Linked DNA regions of Mus musculus: region 1 is linked to region 2. A link is a loop called in an ENCODE intact Hi-C map of the cell type or tissue named here. Cell type or tissue: heart. All regions are shown on one strand. Each heading gives the region's core, and the rest is flanking DNA. Links, peaks and the distances in the headings are about the cores only.

Region 1 (5,809 bases), core at 384-2,883, 150 kb after region 2:
TGTATAGGAAGAGAAGACCAGAGTTGGGACTGCCAAAAAGTGGCTGGCACAAAGACAGCTGAGAGAACAGACAAGAGAAAGGGAAGAGGCACACCGGGAGGCAGGAAGGAGTCAAGGCCCAGCCCTGGAAAGAAAGTAGGAGATGAGGGAGGGAATGATAAGGGACAGAAAGATTGAGAGTGAAGGGCCAGGCAGGAACAGGAACCAGGGCCCCTGGAGGTGAGCCTGAGAGCAGAAAGGGGTGTGGTAGGGAGTGAGACACCCCACAGAGCAAGAGGGGTGTGGAGGCCTGGGCGCTGGCTTCCCAAACAGAAAGGAGGACTAGAAAGAACTTTGGAGAGAACCCAAAAGGGAGAGCAGAGGGCCTGCAAGTACGGAGGGGGTGCTCCCCAAAGGCAGGCAGGCCAGCAGGACTACCACCCTAGACATAAGACAGAAACAGCCTCCCCAGTGCAGAACAGGAACCCAGCTCCACTCACTCAGTAGGAAGAACGGAGAAGCTGGACAGCGAGCTTATAATGGGGGAGGGGCACGTGACATCGTCAAGGGGGTGGGCACAGAAACCCTGAGGGGGCAGTCTCTCTATTCCTTCCCTCCCTAGCCCTGGGCCAGGAAAATCTGAGTGGCAGGACGGCAGGACAGCCCTCCTGACGATGACTGTAGGTTGTGAGCTGTGATGGGGGTAGAGGGAACCCAACCAGTGCAAACTGGGGTGCCCATGCACACTGAGGGCACACCCAATGCTCTCTAAAGGTAACAATGCTAAGCTGCTCAGGTGTGCTGCCGATGTGTGGTTGCCTGATTTATGGCTACCTTGGCAATGAGATGGGGTCAAATAACAGAGGTCTGGGGGGATCAGCCCAGGGTGGGGAGTCTGGGCCACACATTCCTGGCAAGAACTCCAACTCAGCTGACTGCTCTTTCCACCTCCCCCCTAAGCAGGCCTTCAGCCAGGGCCTGTCAGTGTGGGGGAGAGGTGTGAGGGAGGGGACCTGGTCTAGGGGGGTATAGGGAATCTGTGTTCACCACCTGCAGGTGCTCACTCCCACCTCCAGGCTTTGCCCTCAGTGTGTTTCACCACCAAGCCCTCCTCCCTCTACCCATGCCCCCCTCCCTGCTGTCGTAGAATACAAAGCAGCCTCTGTCCAGAGCATCGGTACCGATAATCCTAGTGGGGGCACATTCCCCGGACCAGCCCCGACGGGCCCGAAGGATTAGTGTCTCTCCCCCAGCCCAAGGGATTAGCAGTCCGGACCCCCACTCGAGCATTAACCATTCCCCAAGTGAATTCGTACATTCCACAGCTCTTGGCTGTGGGGCTGGTGGGGGGCGGAGAGAGTTTGATAAAACGGACCCAGATTTGAAGCAGCGCTCCCTCCACACCCAAGCAAGGAGTTCCCTACAGAAGAGAAGGCAGTCCCCTAGGACTCAAACTTCAGGCTTGTCCTTCCCACCCTCACCCAGCTGCTCCCCCTTCTGTCTGACCTCTTGTCCTGACCTGACCCGCCAACCCTTTTCATGGCTCCATCTCTCAATCCCGAGATCCGAGGAGTTGCGGTCCCAGGCAACCCACAAAGTGGCGAGTTTCTGGGGCACAGGGTCGTCTGGAACCCTCACGGGAGTGGGAGAGCGAGCTGAAGGCAGTAGCTCCCTGAGACTACCCGCTCCTGGTGACAGGGGGCGCGGCACCTTGGCTTTAGGTAACTCTTAAGAGGCGGACCACGGAATCTCGCTTCCGACCCGTACTCCCACTCGCCTCCCCATCCTTCTCCCTAAAACCTCGCTCCCTGCGCCCCAGTCCCCGCCCTTTCCTCCAGTTCCACTCCCTCGGCGCCCGAGTCTCCAGTCCCCCCCCCCCCTCCGCGGCCCTCACCCTCCCTCTCCGCCACCTAACTGCTTACCCGCTAGCTCTAGATTTCGTGTCCCGGGGGTCTCCGGGTCTCCCCTGATCCTCCGGAACCCTCGCGCGCTCCCGACGATTTCCCGGTGCCCACCCCGGGGCGCGCCCCCGCCGCTCCCAACTTCTCCCAACTCAACTTTCCCCCGCGCTGCGGGCAGGCCAGCCTCCAGCGTGCGCGCCCCCCGCAGCGCGCCGTGCGCGCCCCCGGCGCGGCTAGCTGAGAGGCGGAAAGCGGACGCTGAGCCTCCGCGGCGGGGGCGCGCTCCCAGGCACAGCCCGACACCGCCGACACCGCCGGCGCGGCCTTCCGGCTGTTCCCCCCCCCCCGCCACCCGCGGCGAAGCTCCGGGCTCGCCTTCTCTTAGCTTTAGTGAGCCACCTCTGTGAGGAAAGAAGCCAGCTTTACGTTGGGGATCGAGGGCGTGGAGTAGGCCAGGAAATTGAGATGCAGGGAGTCGAACTACAGATTTTTTGACGTTAAGGTTCTGCAGAGCCCCCGCCCAAATAACACCACTGAAACACCAAGAAAGCCCCGGTGTCTGCTTGAGAGAACGGGTGGCAGGCGAATGTGGAGTAATGAGTGGGTGGGGTTGGGTGGCCAAGACCCTGAACTGATGGAAAACAAGACAACTTGTTGAAGATTCCTCCCTTTCGCTAGAACTACCTCCGGGCTAAATGGAAACCTATTCATAGCTGACACCTCTATTTGAAAGACCCTTGCGTGTCATCATGTTTTCTCAACTAAGTTATCAATTATTTCAGATAAAGAATACACTTTATGCGTCTTCAGTCTGCCACGTGGGTAAATCACAATATTGTTTATGCAAAAGCACTCAGATTTAAGTGAGTTAATTGACAAACGGTTAGCGCCTACTCTGGTTCCGCGCTGAGGAATGCTGTTTGGGGCCATTTTCGCCCGGTTCACAGCCCTCAAGAATGCAATCATGAGACAATTAGAGAGTAGTGCAAGAAAATCTATAATCAACTCCTTTATAGGATGAGGTAAAGGCTGCTTGCTCCAAGTGTAGCAACTGTCTGTGGTCTTGTCTGTTGAGGGAAGTAACTGACCTGCCAGTCTTCGTGGGCCACACCCTGGCTGACTCCAGTGGGCCTGCTCTGAAGACTGGGATCTGGGGGACACCCAGGCTCCAGTCAGCTGGCCTCGGCATGTCAAAGTGGAGCCGCTGGAGTCCGGTGGGTTTCGAGACGATAAAATGGGCCCAGCAGAAAGAGGGGACTCTGGCGTGTGTCCTTCCACTCAAATCCAGACTCTAACGGGGCACACCTGTCTCGCTGCCCAGCCCTGTGGTCAGCTGGTCCCTGTGAGGTCATCAGCAGTAAGACATCGCTCAGAATCATTCCCCAATCAGTCCTGGGGTCACCAGGTGGCCTAGGAGAGGTGAAAACTAGTGCTGAAGCTGTCAGGAGGTCGCTGGTGACTCAAAACACCCAACCAGGTCAGAGCCGGGCCAACAGCGCTCGGGATCTAGGCCGTCAAACGCAAACTTCAAGCAGAGAGCACCCCACCCCCACCCTCACTGTATTCTGGAACGCGTAGTCCCGGAGAGGCCCTTTTCTGGAAGGCTGTGAGCACAGAAAAGGAATAATAACAAGAGCGGGGCACACTGGGAGCCTCCGCGCCTTGGCGGAGACGCCCGACACGCGATGCTTCCTGGGAGTTGAAGTTTAAGGTTTGCCTCCGCGATGGAAACGAGTCCCTGGAGTTGATCGCTGCAGAGAGCCCGAGCGCAGCCTGTTGGACTTTGTAGTCCGCGTGTCCTCCGCCACAGGCATTCTTGGGAACTATGGCTTCCCCGGGACTACAAGTCCCAGATGCCAGTGCGTGGTGAGCAGGTGGGCGGGGCTGGAGCTGTGAGTACCACCTCCTCTGCAACGCCAGGGCCGGGAGTCTTAGAACCGAGGGCCCGCAGGGGTCCCCGCGGCCGCTGCAATGCAGAAATACGAGAAACTGGAGAAGATTGGGGAAGGTAATGGAACCACGAGATGTTCCTGCAAGGTCTTTTTCTGAAGACCCTACTTGCAGTCCCAGCTCCCTTACCGTCAGCTATACCGGCAGGCTCCGACCTCAGCACTAGCCAAAAGCCCTGGCCGCTGAGTCCCTCACCCAGTGCAGAAACGAACCCTGTGTTAGCATCTGCGGCAAACTCTTGCTCTTAGCCTTAGCAATCTCTGTGGACCAGCCTTCCTAACCGCGGCACTTCCTGCATTTCTCGTCCCTAGCCCCAGCATCACTTGCAAACCTCACCTGGGATTCCTGCTTCAATTCATTGCAGAACCTCCAACCTTAACATTTTTGCAGGCCTTCGTTCCTCCCCTAGGTGACTCCTCGATACCCCCCGACCCTACCCCCGACCCGGGAGTTTATGGCAGATTCTCCCTGCAGCTGAAGCCTTGAGTTATTTTAGGCACCTTCTCCTTGGCATCCTCACTCACAAAACTACTCCACATCTGGCCTTTGCCCTGAGAACTTACCCTTACACACTAAGATATTGAGAAGGATCCTCTCCCTCACCCCCAACCTTCCTCTAGGCACCTATGGAACTGTGTTCAAGGCTAAAAACCGGGAAACTCATGAGATTGTGGCTCTGAAGCGTGTCAGGCTGGATGATGACGATGAGGTAGGCCTAGGGCCTGGGAGGGAGGGGGGGTCTAAAGTCTGTCTTGGGTTTCGTGTAACTATTACCCCCTTGCATGTTGTAGGGTGTGCCAAGTTCAGCCCTCCGGGAGATCTGTCTACTCAAAGAACTGAAGCACAAAAACATTGTCAGGTAGGATAGAACCTCCTTATTAGACTGGGCTGGTATTGGGATGTTAGAGGCCAACTTGGAGATGTGGCTAAGCCTTTCATTTTCCCTAGGCTTCATGATGTCCTGCATAGTGACAAGAAGCTGACACTGGTTTTTGAGTTCTGTGATCAGGTGAAAGAGGGGCTTGGGGGGGGGCGGGGCATATTTATCATGGGAGGGTATAGGAGTCCAGACTAAGGTTGAACTCGGTCCTCTTCTCCTCACTGCAACCTCTATTTAGGACCTGAAGAAATATTTCGACAGCTGCAATGGTGACCTGGACCCTGAGATTGTGAAGGTGAGAGGAAAGATGTCTAGGGATTTGTGGCACCTGGGTATGCCTATATAAATATCAGCACTCTTTGACTGCCAGGTTGGGGCGCTGGGGTACCAGGGGAACCCTGTTTCTGCCTACCAAGGACTACTTGCCTTGGTGAACGTTATTTATGTGATTGCCTTTGATTTGCACAGACAGTATCTGATTTCAATGATGTCATTTGCACTCCAGAGATGAGACACAGGAGAGACTATCTCCTGCATTCAACAAATCCCGGGCCTGCATAGTGCCCCATACTTCTAACTTGAGCACTCATAAGGCTGAGGCAGGGCCATCTCAAGTTTAAGACTAGCCAGAGATACAAAGCAGGGCCTTGTCTTAAACATCAAAGCAAAATCAAGACAAAAGGGATTGGACAGATGGCTACTCTTCCTGATGATGTGAATTCAGTTTCTAGCACCCAACTGATGTAGCTCACAACCACCTGTAACTCCAGACCCAGGGGATCTAGTACCCACTTTTGGCCTTCAAGGGCACCTGCACTCATGTGCACACCCTCCTCCCCTTGACACACATGTGCATGCATGGATGTATACACATACGTACGTAATTTTTAAATAAAGTAAATCTTAGAGAAAGAGAGAGAGAAGCCAACATAATAAGTATTTGCTGAAGGTTTTGCTGTGTACCAGTCACTATTCTAGGCCTAAAACCAATGCCTTGGCCCAGGTCCCACCAGAAGTGGGTCCTGAGTAATACTGAACTTTGTATTTATGTTGATGCTTATGGTGTGTGTACCCAATTGCAGCTATGTAGGGGAGACCA
Region 2 (8,188 bases), core at 2,290-4,789:
ATAGGCAAACGTGGCATTGTTGGCTATGATGTTTGAAGACCAATCTTTAACTTCTGATTTGAGTTCTTATTTGAATGTTCTTGGACCATGTGTAACAGGACTGCTATCTGAATAAAATACTAGGTGTTGAAAACAAAAAAAACAAAACAAAACAAAACAAAAAAAACAAAAAAAAAAAGAAAGAAAGAAAGACAAATATGGGGCTGGCGAGATGGCTCAGTGGTTAAGAGCACGGACTGCTCTTCCAAAGGTCCCGAGTTCAAATCCCAGCAACCACATGGTGGCTCACAACCATCCGTAATGAAATCTGATGCCCTCTTCTGGAGTGTCTGAAGACAGCTACAGTGTACTTATACTTACATATAATAAATTAAAAAAAAAGAAAGACAAATATTTAAGTTTTTCGTGTATTAAAATCTAAATTTAAAAAGAGAGGAGGGCTAGAGATGACTCAGTTGTTAGAGGGATTGTCTGGTAATCATGGAACCCTGGATTTGATCTCCAGTATGTATAAACATGGGCATAGGATCTCGTGCACATAATCCCAGCACTTGGGAGGTATAGGAGGGTCACAAGTTCAAGGTCATCCTGCTCTATACAGTTAAAGGCATAGGCTATACGAGATCCTGAAAAAAAAAACCAAACCCTGGTCACACAGGTTGATAATGTCAGTCATCTTGTCTACTTCGGAGGCCAAGTTACAAGGATCATCTCCAATTATGTGTGGACGTGGATGTACTGGGATGGAAGCTCAATCATAGATATAGGTGGAGCAAACACAGGGTCCTCAGTTCAATCCTTAGCATGGCACAAAGCATATAAACAGATAAAAAAGCATAAAGGTTGCAGGGGTTAAGATGTGGGACAAGAAAAATGAAGAAGAATGATAATACATGTTATCACATATGTAGAGATATGACAATAAAACTCATTCTGTGCAGCCAGTGCGAGTTCCCTGTCTGTCTGTCTGTCTATCTATCTGTCTGTCTGTCTGTCTGTCTATCTATCTATCTATCTATCTATCTATCTATCTATCTATCTCTGTTTTAAGACAGGATCTCTGGGTAGCCCTGGCAGTCTTTGAACTTTCTCTGTAGACCAGGCTGGCCTTGAACTTACAGGGATCCCAAGAGTGCTGGGATTAAAGGTGTGCACCACCATTGCCCTGCTGGTGTATGCTCTTTTTAATCTTCATCCTTAAGAGCTTTCTCAGGAGTCAAGGAGTAACTTCTAAATACTGAAACTCCATGTGAGCTTGATTAGTAACAAGCCAGGCAAGCATAGCTCAGCACCCTCAGACTCCACTTGGTTCGGACCATCAATCTTCTAACAATTCACTGGGCAGCCTAGAATCCCTACCTGCCTATACCATGCACAGAGACATTGTTGAAAATCTGGGAACCCAGTCTGTATCGGCCAACTTTAAATAATGGCAATAAGTTATATTCCTTAATGACCCCTCGATAATACCTCATTTCTATTTTAACACATCTTGGGACACATCCTGAAAACAAAAGAGATGGGATAATCTGGTCTGAACTAGTTTTCAGCGCATGTGCAATAGGAGAAACCGTGTCCTTTGACATTCTATTATCATTCTGTGTCTACGCACACTCGGGATTGCATACAAATAAATCAGATGCAGAAGTCTGCGGACGTGGCTCAGGATTTAACAGCACTTACCACGTAAACATGACTTGAGTTCAAAGTCTCAGAGCTCATATAAAAAGGATCATATGGCTGTAACCTTAGTGCTATGAAGGGTGGTGTGGAGGCAGGAGGATTGCTGGCTGCCAGCCTAGCTCCAGGTTCAGTGAGAGACCTTTTCTCAAGGGAATAAGGCAAAGGGTGACAAAACAGAACACTGAAAATCCTCCTTTGGCTTCCACACACAAATGGGTGCACAGACTCATAGATACATGAACATACACCACACACACAAATAAATAAGACATTTTAAAGGGTTCGTAAGATAGCTTAGCAGGTTAAAAACCGAACAACAACAACAAAACTCTTGCCAACAAAGCTTGATTACCCGAGTTTGATCCTGATTGAAGGACAGAATCAATTCAATAAATTGCTATTGTCTGACATCAATGTGCAAGTGGTATAGCAATAATTAATAATAATAATAATTAAGTACAATTTTAAAGATTGAATGCATCATGGGACAGGACGCATGTAGTGAGCAAAAGCTTATGTAAGTCAAATCTGTCTGTTACAATAGAGAACCACTCGTATTACCCTCTGTAGTAAGCAGCCTCTCTTTTCCTTAGACTTCATGAAATGAAGCATCAGACTCGAGGACACTCACTCATGTGCCCTGTGGTCAAGACTGACTGCATTTCTCATCTGTGATATTACTTGGCCTTTGAATAAAGTTCCTTGCTACTTTGTAATCTGTGTATGCTCATGTCAATTGTGTGAAATATCAATAGAACTACTCAACTGGTGGAGGTTATTCTAGGAACATGGTCAGTGGTATTTAAATGGCTTAACTCTGAACTCTAAATTCTAGCAGAGGAGAACTGCTTCTACTGTTGGGGGAGAGAGGTGAGATTAGTGTTTTGTGTCTTACAGGGATCTTATTCAGACTCCCTTAGGCTTTCCAGTCATTGCCATCTCTGTTGAATAAATTCCAATGAGGCACTGAGTAATGAAGACAGAGTTTACCATAGAGTAAAATGAGGACACCCTCAAAGGCAGAGGTGGACAATGGACCAAGAAAATGTTTCTCATTGGTGGGAATGGACAATGGTCACATGGGTTTTATACTAGTGCTTCGTTTCTGAAACAGACAACTTCCTTAGCAGCCGCAGTTTCCTGTTTAGGCGATTGGCAGGCCCATTTGGATTTCCTTTTTCTTTTCTTTTTTCTTTTTTTTTTTTTTTAAAGCTGTGTGTGTGTGTGTGTGTTACAAAGCCTCCTTTTACCTTCCTCCCTTTTCTTTCATTTATTTATCTATGTGTATGAGTACACTGTAGCTGTCTTCAGACACACCAGAAGAGGGCATCAGATCTCATTACAGATGGTTGTGAGCCACCATGTGGTTGCTGGGAATTGAACTCAGGATCTCTAGTAGAGCAGTCAGTGCTCTTAACTGCTGAGCCATCTCTTTAGCCCGTTTTCATCTTAAAATTAGTGTGCTGCCAAAGACACAGGGGGCAGGCTCTGAAGCTACTTGTGATGTCCACCCTCAATGATCTTCACGCCTAATTTCTATTTAGCTTGGCAACATGGTGACCTTAGAGGAAAAGGGGGTCACTTTCTGAGAATGCACTCAGGGGCACTAAGTTTGCTTCCTTCTGTGTCATCAGTGATGACACACCAGTGGACAGGACCCTGGACAGGTAGCAAGCAAGGGTCGTAGAGTTGTTTTGTGTATGAGGCTACAGATCTAGTTTATAATGTTCCTAACACTAAGTCTGCTTTAGATTTTAGACAGTGAGACTCAAAGGAAATGAAACAAGTCACAACTAAGTGTCCATAGAGCTAAACTCAGCAAAGTGGTCCTATACTTTAGATTTTTCCACCACATTCGCATGGCTCTGGTGGAACCCAGAAACTCTTGACTAAGATACCAAGGTTCAGCACAGCGTCTGGCACTTTCAAAAAGTTTCGTTAGCGATGGACGAGGCTCTCAATTTCGGTTCCATGAGACGAGGATGCCTTTCTCGAACAGAGTTCTGTTGGCGTGGTCTACAAAGGGTTACCTCACTTTCAGAGCCACCTGCCCAGCAGCAACTCGCTCTTCTTTCCCCTCCACCTTCTAACTCTCTTCTCTCATTGTTTGGTCTCGCACTCTTAGGACGCTGGCCGGGAAGCTTAGTCGCACTTCCTGCTGGTTAAACCAGTAGAGCAGCCTGGTAAATTTATCTGCTAGGGGTGGGGTATCCTTTGGGAGACCAGCCCACCTCTCCGAGGAGCAATCTGGGATTTGCAGTTTTCAGTTCTTCAAACCGGCTTGGTAGGACGGGCCTCTTGGACTCTAATCCTCCCCCAACCAGAATCATCGCGCGTTCTGATGCCGTCACTAGAACGGCGCAACACCTGGGAATCGTGGTAGTTCCGGAGGAGAGTCCCGCCCTAAGTTCTTACGATTTGAGAACTACATTTTCCAGAAGCCCTCGCGGCAGCGCGCCAAGGGCCGCCCGGGGCCGTGATTGGTTGGGGAGCCGGCCGCACGCGGAGGAGCTCAAGGAGCAGCTCTGTTGCGACAGAGGCCGAGCGGCGAGGCCCCGTGAGTTGAGGGGGAAGGGGCGCCGGAGGGGAGGAGAGTGTGGACCCGTGAGCAGGAAGCGGGAGGAGAAGCGGAAGGGAGCTCAGGGTCGGAATGGAAAGGGCCGAAAGGGAAAAGAACTGGCCCAGGCAGAGACGCCGGCGAGCGGGGTGTGGGGGAGGTTAGGGGCAGCGAGCGCAGAGACCCTTAGGGACCCGCTGGGGAGGACTCGTGGTTCCGGGAGAGAAACCGCGCCGCAGTCGGTGGGGTGGATGAGAGGGACGGAAGGGAGGTCCGGGACGAACTCCTGGCGAAGAACCGAAAAGGAGGCGGCTGGCAGAGGTGCGCGAGCGCCAAGTTCGGAAACTGGAGACGAGGGGCAGAGCGGTCCCTCACTAAGGCCCTGGGGGAAGAGCGCATCCGAGTGAAGCCGGCGGTGGGGATTGGCGCGCGAACCCCAAGGGAGGAGATGAGGCTGGAGGAGCGGTCGAGAGAGTGTGAGAAGCCCGGACAAAGTTGGCGGGGACAAGAGTTGGGCACCACAGGCTTGATAGGAAAATTCCAAGGAGGGATGGGATAGCACTCAGACATTCTTACCTGTAAGTTTAGAATTTTGGAGTATCTGTTTGCTTTTCTTCAGACTCCTGAAAGGACTGTAACTACCCCTGTGGCTCATCACCATGCCTTCCGACCTGGCCAAGAAGAAGGCAGCCAAAAAGAAGGAGGCTGCCAAAGCCCGACAGCGACCCAGAAAGGGACATGAAGAAAATGGAGATGCTGTCACAGAACCTCAGGTGGCAGAAGAGAAAATCGAGGAGGCCAATGGCAGAGAGACCACAGGAGATGGAGGTAGGTTGGGTGAGTTTCCTGAGCTGGTTTTCGAAGCCAAGATCAGAATCTGGATGCAGATGCATAGGCCTTTAATTCCAGCATTTGGGAGGCTAAGGTAAAAAGATGAAGGTTTGAGGCCAGGCTGTCCTCACATCCCCATCTTTTTAAACAGAGTAAAGCACCCACAGACACATGTCTTTATATGCCATGAAACTTTTTGGTGACACCCACACCCATAGAGTTAAAACTTGTTACTGATGAAGGAAACTGAATTCAAGTGGCAAACACAGATGGGAGTTTTTGATCTACCTTGGTTGGTGCTGCAGTAGACAATAAAAGGGAAGGCAACTTGTACTATTTCCTGTTTTTCTTCCTACCTATGGTGGTGAGTATACAGGCTCTACCATATGGTGCTGTCTTTTCTGGGGGGGGAGGCAGATGTTTGGAGATAGAAGGGTTTCTCTGTGTAACCCTGGCTGTCCTGGAACTCTGTAGACTAGACTTGCTTGAAATCATAGAGAGATCCACCTGCCCCTGCCTCCTAGCTGCCGGGATTAAAGGTGTGAGCCACCATCCCTGGCTCATATGGTACTCTTAATGTCACAGGGATAGTGATTATACCAATGAGTAATGTGTAACATATTGTTATATATCTTCATGTAATTTTTCTGATAATATATTTATGGTTTTGTTACTTAGGTTTAGGGGATTTATTGTAGCATTTTTCCATATTAAATAAGCTACTCACTCACACTGTAAACATAGTTTGCTCTCAGAAAATTTATTTTATTATTTCTTTCTCTCTTGCTCTGACAGAACACTCTGACTAAAATTAACTTGAGAGGAAAAAGTTCATTTCTTCTTATATTCCCAGGTCCTTTTTTTGTTGTTTTTGTTTTTTTTTTTCGAGACAGCCCTGGCTGTCCTGGAACTCACTTTGTAGACCAGGATGGCCTCAAACTCAGAAATCCACCTGCCTCTGCCTCCCGAGTGCTGGGATTAAAGGCGTGCGCCACCACCACTACCCAGCTTCCCAGGTCCATTTTTGAGGGAAGTCAGGCAAGGACTTTTGTTTTGTTTTTCAAGACAGTTTCTCTGTAACCACCCTGGCTGTCCTGGAACTTGCTTTGTAGACCAGCTGGCCTTGAACTCAGAAATTCTCCTGCTTCTTCCTCTGGAGTGCTGGAATTAAAGGCATGGGCCACTACACCAGGCATCAACTAGCTTGCTTATGTAGCACAGACCCACTCAGCTAAAGACTTCACTGCCTACACTGGACCCTCTGCATTCATTAGAAATTAAGAAAATGCCCTAGACATGGTCATTGGCCAGCCTGATGAGGCAGTTCTTCTGTTGAGGTTCCTCTTGCCAGGTTTATGTGAAGTTGACAGCTAAGTTAACTGTGACATGGGCAAACATTGCAGTGTATGATAACAACCATCCCAGTCTAACCCTGTCTTCACTGCCCAGGAAAGCTGCACAGTCCTTCTGCTGCATGTAGACTGCTCACTGCCCTTTGAATCTTACCACACATGGTATTGTCCTTTTACACGTTAAGTTCTTGTGCAAACTTGAGGTTTACACACATGATTGTGTTCCCATTTGCTATCCCATGTCATTTTGCAGTGTTACTTATGTCTACTTTAGTCATTGCAGCTGTTGATTCTTATTTGAGGGACTGTGTTTTGAGGTGTGTGTGTGTGTGTGTGTGTGTGTGTGTGTGAGAGAGAGAGAGAGAGAGAGAGAGAGAGAAAGGGAGGGAAAGAGAGAGAGAGTCACCATAGATGCACTAAACAGATGAAGAAATGTCAAGTGGTAGGAATTGTCCCCAAAATAAGATTCTAGAAGGCAGCTAGTGTGATCAAGTTAGGCCATGGGGAAGCTTTATCCATGGCCAGAGCTATGGAAGATGGTGAAGGGGGAAACAGTGGAGGAAAGTGAAGTGGTAGGAGAGAGCATAGACTCAAAAGGGCTGCTGAGAAAAGCCTGTCTGTGAAAGCAGGGTGTCAGGCTAGTCTGTGTCATGGCACTGTGTAAAGCCCTCCGAACTCTGAATCTGCTTCGCATGACCTGAGCTCAGGTCCTGTGGAGTTTGCCTATTGGTCCCAGATCTGAGTCTGTCTGACTGACCCTTCCCAAATTCCACTTTTGCCCCAGAAGTAGATTTGCTGACCAAGGAGCTGGAGGACTTTGAGATGAAGAAAGCTGCTGCTCGAGCTGTCACCGGTGTCCTGGCTTCTCACCCCAACAGTACTGATGTCCACATTATCAACCTCTCCCTTACCTTTCATGGTCAAGAGCTGCTCAGCGACACCAAACTGGAATTAAACTCAGGCCGGCGCTATGGCCTCATTGGCTTAAATGGAATTGGTGAGGCCCTTGGGGGTCAGGTGGAGGAGGTTTCTTTCTTGGTTTGCCTGTTACTCACTATGTGTTTAGCACTAACAAAGCAAGAACTTTATCCCATGAGTGGGGGACCAGACATGCTGGAGACATGGGGCTTATGACACAGCTGTGTGTAGCAGGTACCATGGGAGTTTTTGACAGAAGGTGCTATAGAGAGGTTGGTGGGGGAGTGAGGGTGAGGAGTGGTGGTGTGAAGAAGCCTTTGTAAATGAACAGGATTTCACAGGCACAGTAAGATTAGACTTGAAGGGAAGCTGGGAAGGAGAGCCTGAGAGTGAGCCAGTGACTGCCTGTTAGGAACAGGTGCCAAAGAGTGGCGGTGAAGGGGCTTAGTGTCGCCTGTCACCCTCTTAGGAAAGTCCATGCTGCTCTCGGCTATTGGGAAACGTGAAGTGCCCATCCCAGAGCACATCGACATCTACCATCTGACTCGTGAGATGCCTCCTAGCGAAAAAACACCCTTGCAGTGTGTGATGGAGGTGGACACAGAGCGGGCCATGCTGGAGAGAGAGGCTGAGCGGTTAGCACATGAGGATGCGGAGTGTGAAAAGCTCATGGAGCTCTATGAACGGCTGGAAGAGCTGGATGCTGACAAAGCTGAGATGAGGGCCTCAAGGATCTTACATGGATTGGGCTTCACACCTGCTATGCAGCGCAAGAAGCTGAAAGACTTCAGTGGTGGCTGGCGGATGAGAGTTGCTCTTGCTAGGTGAGTTCTCCCCTTTCCACCAT

Evidence for each region. Peaks named below come from ENCODE experiments on the same cell type or tissue, not always from the same donor. Only the 100,000 strongest peaks of a DNase experiment are listed, where the experiment ranks them.
Region 1: a loop joins it to region 2, with 2.5 times the contacts of the local background. A loop is called at or near these places in 3 of 42 quality-filtered maps.

Annotation. Positions count from the first base shown.
Region 1 is chr5:24,421,528-24,427,336 of GRCm38, reverse strand. Slc4a2 (solute carrier family 4 (anion exchanger), member 2) reads right to left here and starts at 2,105. Exons shown (of 23, transcript NM_009207.3): 1 at 1,902-2,105. It overlaps Cdk5 (cyclin-dependent kinase 5), which reads left to right and starts at 3,773. Exons shown (of 12, transcript NM_007668.4): 1 at 3,773-3,888; 2 at 4,451-4,539; 3 at 4,622-4,689; 4 at 4,779-4,839; 5 at 4,949-5,005. The coding sequence starts at 3,852. In heart, for the core only: a CTCF peak has its summit at 1,680; DNase peaks (open chromatin) are centred at 436, 1,026 and 2,056; H3K4me3 peaks cover 2,500 bases; H3K27ac peaks cover 2,421 bases.
Region 2 is chr5:24,573,399-24,581,586 of GRCm38, reverse strand. It overlaps Abcf2 (ATP-binding cassette, sub-family F (GCN20), member 2), which reads left to right and starts at 4,120. Exons shown (of 14, transcript NM_013853.2): 1 at 4,120-4,240; 2 at 4,860-5,068; 3 at 7,208-7,420; 4 at 7,811-8,165. The coding sequence starts at 4,900. It also overlaps the pseudogene Gm10221. In heart, for the core only: CTCF peaks have their summits at 3,040 (motif pointing right) and 3,829; DNase peaks (open chromatin) are centred at 3,186 and 4,056; H3K4me3 peaks cover 1,667 bases; H3K27ac peaks cover 1,682 bases.